2 separate regions of the Homo sapiens genome follow, and region 2 is linked to region 1. A link is a loop called in an ENCODE intact Hi-C map of the cell type or tissue named here. Cell type or tissue: heart right ventricle. All regions are shown on one strand. Links, peaks and the distances in the headings refer to the core of each region. The heading gives the core; the rest is flanking DNA.

Region 1 (5,378 bases), core at 274-5,273:
GATTATACCAAATGTATAAAAGATATACATGAGGAAAACTACAAAACTGTGATGACAAAATCAAGAAGATCTAAATATTAATAAATGAGGAGATATTTCATATTCATGGACAGGATGACTCATATTGTTAAGATGTCATTTCTTCCCAACTTGATCTATAGACTCAATGCAATCCCAATCAAAATCCAAACAAGTGAGCTAAGGAGTTCGAGACCAGCCTGGGCAACATAGTGGGACCCTGTCTTTAAAAAAAATTTTTTTTTTTAATTAGCCAGGCTGGTGGTGCACACCTGTAGTCCCAGCTACTCAGGAGGCTGAGGTGGAAGGATGGCTTGAGCCCAGGAGTTTGATTGCACCACTGCACTCCAGCCTGGGCAACATAGTGAGATGCCATCTCTAAAACAAGCAGAAGAAAAAAAATTACTGCAAAAATTGATGACATTGAAAAGAGGAAAATTAACCAGGCATGGTGGCTCATGATTACCTGAGGTCAGGAGTTCGAGACCAATCTGGCCAACATGGTGAAACCTCATCTCTACTAAAAATACAAAAATTAGCTGGGCGTGATGGTGGGCACCTGTAATCCCAGCTACTTGCAAGGCTGAGGCAGGAGAATCACTTGAACTCGGGAGGCGGACGTTGCAGTGAGCCGAGATCGTGCCATTGCACTCCAGCCTGGATGACAAGAGTGAAACTCTGTCTCAAAACAAACAAACAAACAAAAAAGAGTAAAATTATAGAAGAAAAAAAATGGCACAAAGACTGACCTCTAAAGTAAACTATGGACTCTAGTTAACAATAATATATCAATACTGATTTATCAATTATAACAAATGTGCCACACTAATCCAAGATGTTAATAATAGGGATATTGCCAGGCGCCTCAGGTCTGTAATCGCAGCACTTCGGGAGGCTGAGGCAGTCTGATCACTTGAGGTCAGGAGTTTGAGACCAGCCTGGCCAATACAGTGAAACCCCACCTCTACTAAAAATACAAAAATTAGCCAGGCGTGGTGGCGGGCACCTGTAATCCTAGCACTTTGGGAGGCTGAGGCAGGAGAATTGCTTGAACCTGGGAGGTGGAGGTCACAGTGAGCCAAGATAGCTCCACTGCAATCCAGCTTGGGTGACCTAGCAAGATCCAGTCTCAAAAAAAAAAAAAAAAAAAAAAAAAAAGGGCGGGTATTCTGAAACTCTCTGTACATTCTGTTCAATTTTTCTGTAAACCTAAAACTATACTCCTCCCCCATAAAATCTATTAATTTACTTAAAAGTGAAGTTGACTTTTTAACACAAAATGGGAAAGGCTTTAGGCAGGAAAGCCACATGGTCAGATATAGGTCTTGAATAAAGCTGCCTGGAGGCAGTATGAAAAGCCATGGTGGGGTGGTAGAGTGAAGCAGAAGGGGAAAGCGTACAAAGCCTGGCATCAAAGAGTAATGCACGGTCCAAGTAGAAGAAGGTGACAGTCTCCGCTAGAATAATGAAGAAGGGAAATAGGAAGCAGGCTTGAGAAATACTTAGGGGGTCAAATAGGCAAGATGAGGTGATTGGTTTTATTTGTACAGTAAGAGAGGGAAAGGAAAAGAATGACATCCAGTTTTCTAGCATAGGTGATGGGGTGGGTAAAATTCTACTTAATTAGATCTCAAGTACCCCTTTTGTACTCTCGGATGGCACTCACCTCCATTCCTCTATCATCATAGATGGAAATATGTAATTGTGGGTTTCTTTGTTCATTTGTTTTGACACAGGGTGTTGCTCTGTTACCCAGGCTGGAGTGCAGTGGCACCTTCGCAGCTTACTGCAGGCTCAACCTCCTGGGCTTCTAGCAATCCTCCCATGTCAGCCTCCCAAGTAGCTGGGACTACAGGCACGAGCACCACACCCAGGGAATTTTTAATTTTTTTGTAGTCCCAGGGTCTCACTATGTTGCCCAGGCTGGTCTCAAACTCCCAGGCTCAAGCAATCCTCCCACCTTGGCCTCCCAAAGTGCTGGGATTGCAGGCCTGAGCCACCGTGCTGGGCCAGGCTTATTTGTTTGGTGGCAGTCTGCTTCTCTAGATTGAAAAGGCAGTGGGGTGGAACCATGTCTGGTCTTGTTCATCCTTCTATCCCAGCCCTAGCACAGTGAGTGGCACAGAGTAGGCACCTGATAAATAGTTGTCAACAAATATAGACTGTGTCAATTATACCTCAATAAATCGGGGAAAAAAATTAAAAATGGACTGAGAAAATGAGCATACAGAAAGAAAAGACAGTTTAAGAAGTTCCTTTTTGGAGCCGGGTGTGGTGGCTCACGCCTGTAATCCCAGCACTTTTGGAGGTTGAGGTGGGCGGATCATGAGGTCAGGAGTTCAAGACCAGCCTGACTAACATGGTGAAACCCCGTCTCTACTAAAAATACAAAAATTAGCGGGGCATGGTGGCATGCTCCTGTGATCCCAGCTACTTGGGAGGCTGAGGCAGGAGAATCACTTGAACCCAGGAGGCAGAGGTTGCAATGAGCTAGAGATCGAGCCACTGCACTCCAGCCTGGGCGACAGAGCGAAGACTCTGTCCCAGGAAAAAAAAAAGGAAGTTCCTTTTTGGACATGGTGAGTTTGAAATGACTGTGCAAAAGTCCAGGTGGAGATAGCCAGGAGGCAGCTGGAAATGAATTTGAGATTCAGGGAGAGATTAGGTTTGGAGATAGAAAGTGGAGAGTTAAGGCCAGGCATGGTGGCTGACGCCTGTAATTCCAGCAATTTGGGAGGCTGAGACTGGCGATCACCTGAGGTTGGGAGTTTGAGAACAGGCTAACATGGAGAAACCACATCTCTACTAAAAATACAAAATTAGCAGGCATGGTGGTGCATGCCTGTAATCCCATCTACTCGGGAGGCTGAGGCAGGAGAATTGCTTGAACCCTGGAGGCGGAGGTTGTGGGGTAAGCCGAGATTGCACCATTGCACTCCAGCCTGGGCAACAAGAGCGAAACTCCAACTTAAAAAAAAAAAGAAAAAAAAAAAGAAAGTTGAGAGTTAACAGCATGTCATAAAATAAAAGCAAGAAAGAAATGTGTAGGAGCAGACCCCAATGAAGTTCAACATTTAATGTCATTTACTTCCTCCTACTTCTTAGTCAATCACCTCTGCCTTATCCAAGTGCACTTCACTTTCCCCTGCGCTGCTTACAGGGATGGCATATGACACAGCCCCAGGGGACACATTACTATGTTGTGCTCCAGGGAGGGCCTGCCTTTGCCTTCATGACCTTTTCCAAGGTGACATCATGTGCCTATAATATCTTTTCTCCATTTGCCAACTCAGTTTTCTCCAATTCCTTAAACAGCCAGTGAATTCACGGAAATCCTCTTCCATTAAATCCTTTTGCTGCAGACCACAGAATAGCAACTATCCTGAATATTCTGACCCCTGAATAGCAAATTACCACTCTGCTGAATCAAAATGTGGAACTCTTACTCGTTCCCAGTTCTTTTTCCAATTAGATGCCTTGTTGTTTACTCTTAAAATCAACTTAGGTCTCTTTCCTTTCTTTCCTCTTTTTCCTTTCTTCCTTTCCTTCCTTTCCTTTCCTTCCCTTCCTTCCTCCCCTTCCTTCCTCTCCTTCCCTTCCTTCCCTTCCCTCCCTTTCTTCCCTCCCTCCCTTCCTTCCTTCTTTCTTTTCTCTTTTTCTTTCATCTTTCTTTCTTTTTTGAGATGAAGTCTCGCTCTGTCACCCAGGCTGGAGTGCAGTGGCACGATCTCGGCTCACTGCAACCTCCACCTCCTGGGTTCAAGTGATTCTCCTGCCTCAGCCTCCTGAGTAGCTGGGATTACAGGCACGCACCACCACACCTGGCTAATTTTTGTATTTTTAGTAGAGACGGGGTTTTACCATGTTGGCCAGGCTGGTCTGGAATGCCTGACCTCGTAATCTGCCCTCCTCAGCCTCCCAAAGTGCTGGGATTATAGACATGAGCCACCACGCCCGGCCTATTTATTTATTTTTGAAACCAGTTCTCACTCTGTCGCCCAGGCTGGAGTGCAGTGGCAAGATCATGGCTCACTGCAGCCTTGACTTACCAGACTGAATCAATCCTCCCATCTCAGCCTCTCAAGTAGCTGGGACAACAGACACGTGCCACCATGCCCGGCTAATGTTTATATTTTTTGTACAGACAGGGCCTTGCCATGTTGCCCAGGCTGGTCTTGACCTTCTGGGCTCAAACCATCTGACTACCTCAGCCTTCCAAAGTGCTGGGATTACAGGTGTGAACCACCATGCCTTACCCAAATTAGGCTTATCTTGATGCAAACACCTTGTTGTCTGTTGCTATTTGGTTTATTGTTTCTGTGTCATTGTCTGTGTGTTCGGCCATAGCAGTGATGTATGTGTCCTGATCTGGTGCTTACCCTGAAGAAATCATAGGCTGTGTCAGGTAGAGCCATGGACAGTCTGGATTATCTAGCACAGTTCTGTTGAAAATATTCATTTGATATGTCAAACTATGCATTTTGTTTTCTTTTTCTTTGTTTTATATAGAATCAGGGTCTCACTATGCTGCCCAGGCTGGTTTTGAACTCCTGGCTTCCCACCTTGGCCTCCCAAAGTGCTGGAATTACAGGTGTGAGCGACCATGCCAAACCCAAACTGTGCATTTTGGCTCAGAAAATGTTGTTAGGGCAGGAACACTTGGCAGATTTCTTGGTATTTACAATTAGGCATTTAATACATACTTTTTAGAAATAACAACAACAACAAAGGAACTTGAGCTTCTCAAGTCTTAGCTTTGTCTAAAGCCCACAGGGTCTCTTTAGAAAGGATAATGTCTAAAATCAACATTATAAATATATTTATGGGAGACTGGTTTGAGTAATAAAACTCCGGTCTCCCGCAAAAATAAATAAAAATAAATAAGTAAATATATTTATGTTCTATATGCCAACATAGCAACTTCTCAGTGATGTTCAGTAAGGGATAAATTCCTCCATTTATTAAGTGTCTAATTGTAAATACCAGGAAATCTGCCAAGTGTTCCTGCCCTAACAACATCGGAGAACAACAGGAAGCCTGATCAACAGTGGCTTTTCCCCTCATAGCAAGTGCAGGGATAGGCAGTCCCCTGTAGTCCCAGCTACTCGGGAGGCTGATCAGCATAAAAGCTGCCCATAGTCGCCATCAGGGAGGGATCCGGGCTGCTCTCACCTGTCCATTCTGTCCTTCTTAGTTACAGTGGCTTTTGTCCTCACACTTGTCATCTCATGGCCAGTGGTGGCTGCTCCACTTCTAAGTTTCATGTCCCCAGGAAGATGGTAGCAAGAATTCGGGGGTGGAGGGACAAGGGAAAAAGACACTTCTTGTACTGAGGTATTGTCATTTTATTCAGGAAGGGA
Region 2 (5,378 bases), core at 151-5,150, 49 kb before region 1:
TTTCATAAAACCAAATTATTATAACAGTATTATGTGCTATGATTTTAAAAATTCAAACAGAACAGAAGAAAATTTTTTAAAGTCTGCCCTGCTCTAGTCTCTCTTTAATTTGATGTGCTTGCTGTAAAAACTTCAACTGAGGCCGGGCTCGGTGGCTCATGCCTGTAATCCCAGCACTTTGAGAAGCCCAGGAGGGCAGATCACCTAAGGTCAGGAGTTCGAGACCAGCCTGGCCAACATGGTGAAACCCTGTCTCTACTAAAAATACAAAAATTAGCCGGGCGTGGTGGTGGGTGCCTGTAATCCCAGCTACTTGGGAGGCTGAAACAGGAGAATTGCTTGAACCTTGGAGGCGGAGGTTGCCGTGAGCCGAGATCGTGCCACTGCACTCCAGCCTGGGCAACAGAGCAAGACTCCCTCTAAAAAAACAAACAAAAACAAAAACAAAAACAAACAAAAAAAAAACTTCAATTGATACATAAGCATATCTTCAGTCCCATTTCCCACATGTAAATCACCTCTATTCATTTTTTAATATTTCCATCATCTCTTTTAAAAATGACTAACAGCTGGGCATGGTGGTGCATATGTAGTCCCTGCTACTTGGGAGGATGAGGCAAGAGGATTGCTTAAGCCCAGGAGTTCAAGGCTGCAGTGAGCTATGACTGCGCCTGCGAATAGCCATTGCACTCCAGCCTGGGCAACATAGTGAGACCCTATCTCTTAAAAAAAAAAAAGTAAATCACAGAAGTCTTTGGGATTGTTAAACAAAAATTATGAGAAGTCATTATATTGTACTGAGCACTAGTCCCAAGCAGACCAGATCAAACCAAAATGGAGTCACTCATGCTAAATGCCACATAATCAAACTGAAACTTTAAGGTAGCAGATAGATCCCGATACAGACCAGTTTTTCTGGAAACAAGAGATCCCGGTCTGCCTTAGTCAACATAATGAAGAAGTCCCCACTGCATCAATTTATTTTTTCTATTGTTCTGTTTCCATGTTCCCACCTTACAAAACCCACTGTTCTGCTACTGCCCAAGTGAGAGCTTTGATTTTATTTTGTAGAATGGAGGCTGCCCTGACTCATGAATGACAAATAAAAGCCAATTAAATCTATAACTAAATTTGTTGGAATTTTGTCTTGTACCAGGATTAATAACTAGGTTTTGTTGGGCATTCTTCAGGTACTGCTAACTATGTGAGCCAGCAAGGGCTATGCTTCCCTTCAGCCTTAGGGGATTTCTGTTTTGTTTTGGTTGTGCTCTGGAGTCCAGGCCCCCCAAAAGGATTCTAGTTGAAGAAATGCTCAGTCCCTGCATCCCTAACACAGTTTATCCCCACTGTAGGGTGGTTTTTGGCAATGAAATATCACCTTCATTTGAATAACAGTGTACAGGGAATAAGAATTAATGTTGCAGGAAAAAATGAAATTAGGATAGGATTCTCAAGACAAGATTCTATAGATTTCTCATCAACTCTCCTTACCAAGGCAGAATAACTTTTGTACAACGTATATTTATTGTGGCTGTCTCCTTATAAAATTCATACATTCCTCTATTCCACCCACTCCCTAGATCTGCAGAAATGACAACTGTTAATAGCTTGAAGAATATTCTTCTGGTTTTTCTCTATAGAGCAAAATTTTTGTTGTTTTTCTTAATTTCCTAAATGGTATGTGCTTGTTGCAAAAACTTCAACTGATACAGAAGCTCTGAGAATGCAGGGGAAAAAAAGTGTTTTTTATATCCTCTTGCTTAACAATCACAAAAGATTTCTGTGACCAGATGTGTGGGGATTTCACCAGCCATGCATTCTGCAGTGAACACCAGCTGGCTGTCCTCTAATTCAAGTCAATTCTGACCCTACCTACCTCAAGACAGTGTTATCAAACCTAACTGGGGTCCAATCTCCTGGCACAGTAAGACCAAATAGTCACACCGAGGTTTGCAGTGAGAGAAAGGAAGGCGTTTATTTGCAGGCAACAAGCAAGGAAATCAGGTAGCTCATGCTTAAGTCCTCACCTCCCCAATGGCTTGCAGGTAAGGGTTTTTGTTTTGTTTGTTTTTTGAGATGGAGTCTCCCTCTGTGTCCCAGGCTGGAGTGCAGTGGCACGATCTCGGCTCACTGCAACCTCCGCCTCCCGGGTTCTAGCGAGTCTCCTGCCTCAGCCTCCTGAGTAGCTGGGACTACAGGCTCACACCCTCACGCCCGGCTAATTTTTGTATTTTTAGTAGAGACGGGGTTTCACCATGTTGGTCAGGCTGGTCTCGAACTCCGGATCTCAGGTGATCCACCCAACTCAGCCTCCCAAAGTGCTGGGATTATAGGCGTGAGCCACCATGCCCATCTGGCAGGGGTAAATTTTAAGAAAGCAGAAGTTACAGGTAAAATCATAAATCAATGCATGGAGGCTACACATGGGTTTTGGCCTGAAAGGGTGGGATAGCTTGCAGCAGGGGCTTACAAGTCATAGACAGACTCAAAGATTTTCTGATTTGCAATTAGTTAAGGAAGAGAAGCTTTGTTTAAAAATTTGGGGTCAGACTGGGCGCAGCGGCTCATAACTGTAATCCCAGCACTTTGGGAGGCCAACGCGAGTGAATCGCCTGAGCTCAGGAGTTCGAGGCCAGCCTGAGCAACATGACAAAACCCCATTTCTACCAAAAATCCAAAAAATTAGCCAGGCGTGCTGGCATGTGCCTGTGGTTCCAGCTACTCAGGAGGCTGAGGTGGGAGGATCGCTTGAGTCTGGGAAGCGGAGGTTGCAGTGAACTGAGATCATGCCACTGCACTCCAACCTGGGTGACAGTGAGCTGCCACATGAAAAAAAGAAAAAAAAACCGGGGTCAGGAGAAAAGAATGTTAGCTCTGGCTCACGGGTGTGACTCCCTCTAGGCCCCTCGGGAATAAATTTATAACAAAGAACAGTGGTCAGAATTCAGTCCTCAGCTCCCCATTGTCTGATGTCTGCATGCTGGCAGATCCATTCCGTGGGAGTCCACATTTCTCAAAAACAACACAGAGACATGTGTTAAGATATTATCATTAGTTTCTAAGGAAACCAAACATCCTAAAATTCTGGTGTTCTGGGCTATTGTTTTAGGCTACTATTATCTCCTTGCTTATCAACTTCTCAGGGCTTGCTGGGCGCCTGGAAATTCTCTTAAAGGAACTCAAGATTTTTCTTGATTTCCATGCTTAGGAGTGGGGTGCTCAACAGGCACCTAAGTGGGTGTTGGGGGGAGGAGGGGTCTCTGTTCCATCTCAATAGCATCAGATCACACAGGCTGAGGACTCAGTCCCACAAGACTCAGCTCCACTTGTGATGCCAATTGCAACTCCCAGGTTATTTTGCCTGTGCTTCTGACCCACCAACCTACCTCCTTGGGTTCCGTTAATTTGCTAGAGTGGCTAACAGAACTCACAGAAAACACTTAATTGTGTTTACTGGTTTATTATAAAGGATATTACAAGCTGGACGCGGTGACCCACGCCTGTAATCTCAGCACTTTGAGAGGCTGAGGCGGGTGGATTACCTGAGGTTGGGGGTTCAAAACCAGCCTGGCCAACATGGTGAAACCCTGTCTCTACTAAAAATACAAACTTAGCTGGGCGTGGTGGCACGTGCCTGTAATACCAGCTACTCGGGAGGCTAAGGCAGGAGAATCACTTGAACCCAGGGGGTGGAGGTTGCAGTGAGTGAAGATTGCACCATTGCACTCCAGCCTGGGCAACAGGAGTGAAACTCTGTCTCAAAAAATCAAAATAAAACAACAAAAAAAGGATATTACAAAGGATATAGATGAAGGGATGTATAGAGCAAGGTATGGGAGAAGGGGGAGGTTCTCGCGGGGAATCTCCACATGTTCAGCTCCCCGGAAGCTCTCTGAACCCAGTCCTTTTGAGTTCTTATGGAGACTTCATTACACAGGTGTGACTGATTAAATCATTGGCCATTGATAATCAACTCAATCTTCAGCCCTTCTCCTCTCCCCAAAGGTTGGGAGGTGCAGCTGATAAGCCTGCCTTAATCTTTCTGTGGAGCCACTTCTACCGCTGATGCTACCTAGAGGCTGTCAGCCATCAGTCAAGTTATTAGCATATAAAAAGACACACATCACTTTGAAGATTCCAAGCATTTTAGGAGTTGTATGCCAGGAAACCTGCAAAGACCAAATATATATTTCACAGTATCACAGAAGCATATCAAAATTTAAAGTGAAATTCTTCCCCTTCCACATTCTTTCTTAGAGTCAGTTTGGTGTATACCTTCCTTTCCAGACCCTTTTCTTTTTTCTTTTTTTTTTTCATGGAGTCTGGCTCTATCTCCCAGGCTGGAGTTCAGTGGCGTGATCTCGGCTCACTGCACTGCAGCCTCTGCCTCCCGGGTTCAAGCAATTCTCCTACCTCAGACCCCGAGTAGCTGGGATTACAGGCACCCGCCACCACGCCCAGTTAATTTTTTTTATTTTTAGTAGATACGGGGTTTCACCATGTTGGCCAGGCTGGTCTCAAACTCCTGACCTTAGGTGATCCGCCCACCTCAGCCTCCCAAAGTGCTAGGATTACAGGCATGAGCCACCGTGCCCAGCTTCGGCCTATAGTACCTTTTAAAGAATATATATATATATATATTTTTTTTATATAGAGACAGGGATCTCGCCATGTTGCCCAGGCTGGTCTTGAACTCCTGAGCTCAAGTGATTTGCCTGCCTTGACCTCTCAAAGTGCAGGGATTACAGGCGTGAGCCACTGTGCCTGGCCTCTTATAGTACCTTACACACATGTGCAAGCATTTCTCAAGCCTAGTATAGTGGTCATCAGAATGGACTCTGGAGTTAAACTGTCTGGGTTGAAAATACTAGCTCCAACTTCACCACTCTATAATCTTGGGCAAGTTACCAGACCTCCTTTGTACCTCAATTTCCCCATCAGTAAAGTATGAATCATAACAGTTCTTATATCATAGAATGTATGTAAGAATTAAATGACATAGAATATATAAAAAGCTTAGATCATTGCCTAGAACATCTAAGTACTCATTAAATATTGGTTCTTAATATTTATTAGTATCAGTAAGATTAATAAACATTATTATAATCGTCACTTCTCAAGAAAGCAAAAACAGGGTAAATTCAGAGAGCAGTAATTAGTTAAGAGTAATGATATCATTACCACTTATAGCCAATTATTCCACCAGACAGGTTAGTTAAGGAAAATTTATTTTAGTATGTGAAGAATTTTACATTAAGCTAGTTGCATTAGAAAATCCAAATAATTTGCATCCTAAATAACAGAGAACAGGCCTTCCAAGGCCCAGAAGGGAAGACATTAAGTGGTAATTAGAAAAATCAATCTCTTAGCTGAAAGTT

The links. Peaks named below come from ENCODE experiments on the same cell type or tissue, not always from the same donor. Only the 100,000 strongest peaks of a DNase experiment are listed, where the experiment ranks them.
Region 2: it touches region 1 in a loop (7-fold over the local background); 5 of 110 quality-filtered maps call a loop at or near these places.

What each region holds. Positions count from the first base shown.
Region 1 is chr10:92,427,698-92,433,075 of GRCh38, forward strand. No RefSeq gene overlaps it. Among named protein-coding and RNA genes, the nearest start is that of MARCHF5, 140 kb to the left of the region's middle. In heart right ventricle, for the core only: no CTCF peak of the experiment used is centred there; a DNase peak (open chromatin) is centred at 3,207; H3K27ac peaks cover 3,033 bases.
Region 2 is chr10:92,378,799-92,384,176 of GRCh38, forward strand. No RefSeq gene overlaps it. Among named protein-coding and RNA genes, the nearest start is that of MARCHF5, 90 kb to the left of the region's middle. In heart right ventricle, for the core only: no CTCF peak of the experiment used is centred there; no DNase peak of the experiment used is centred there; H3K27ac peaks cover 1,298 bases.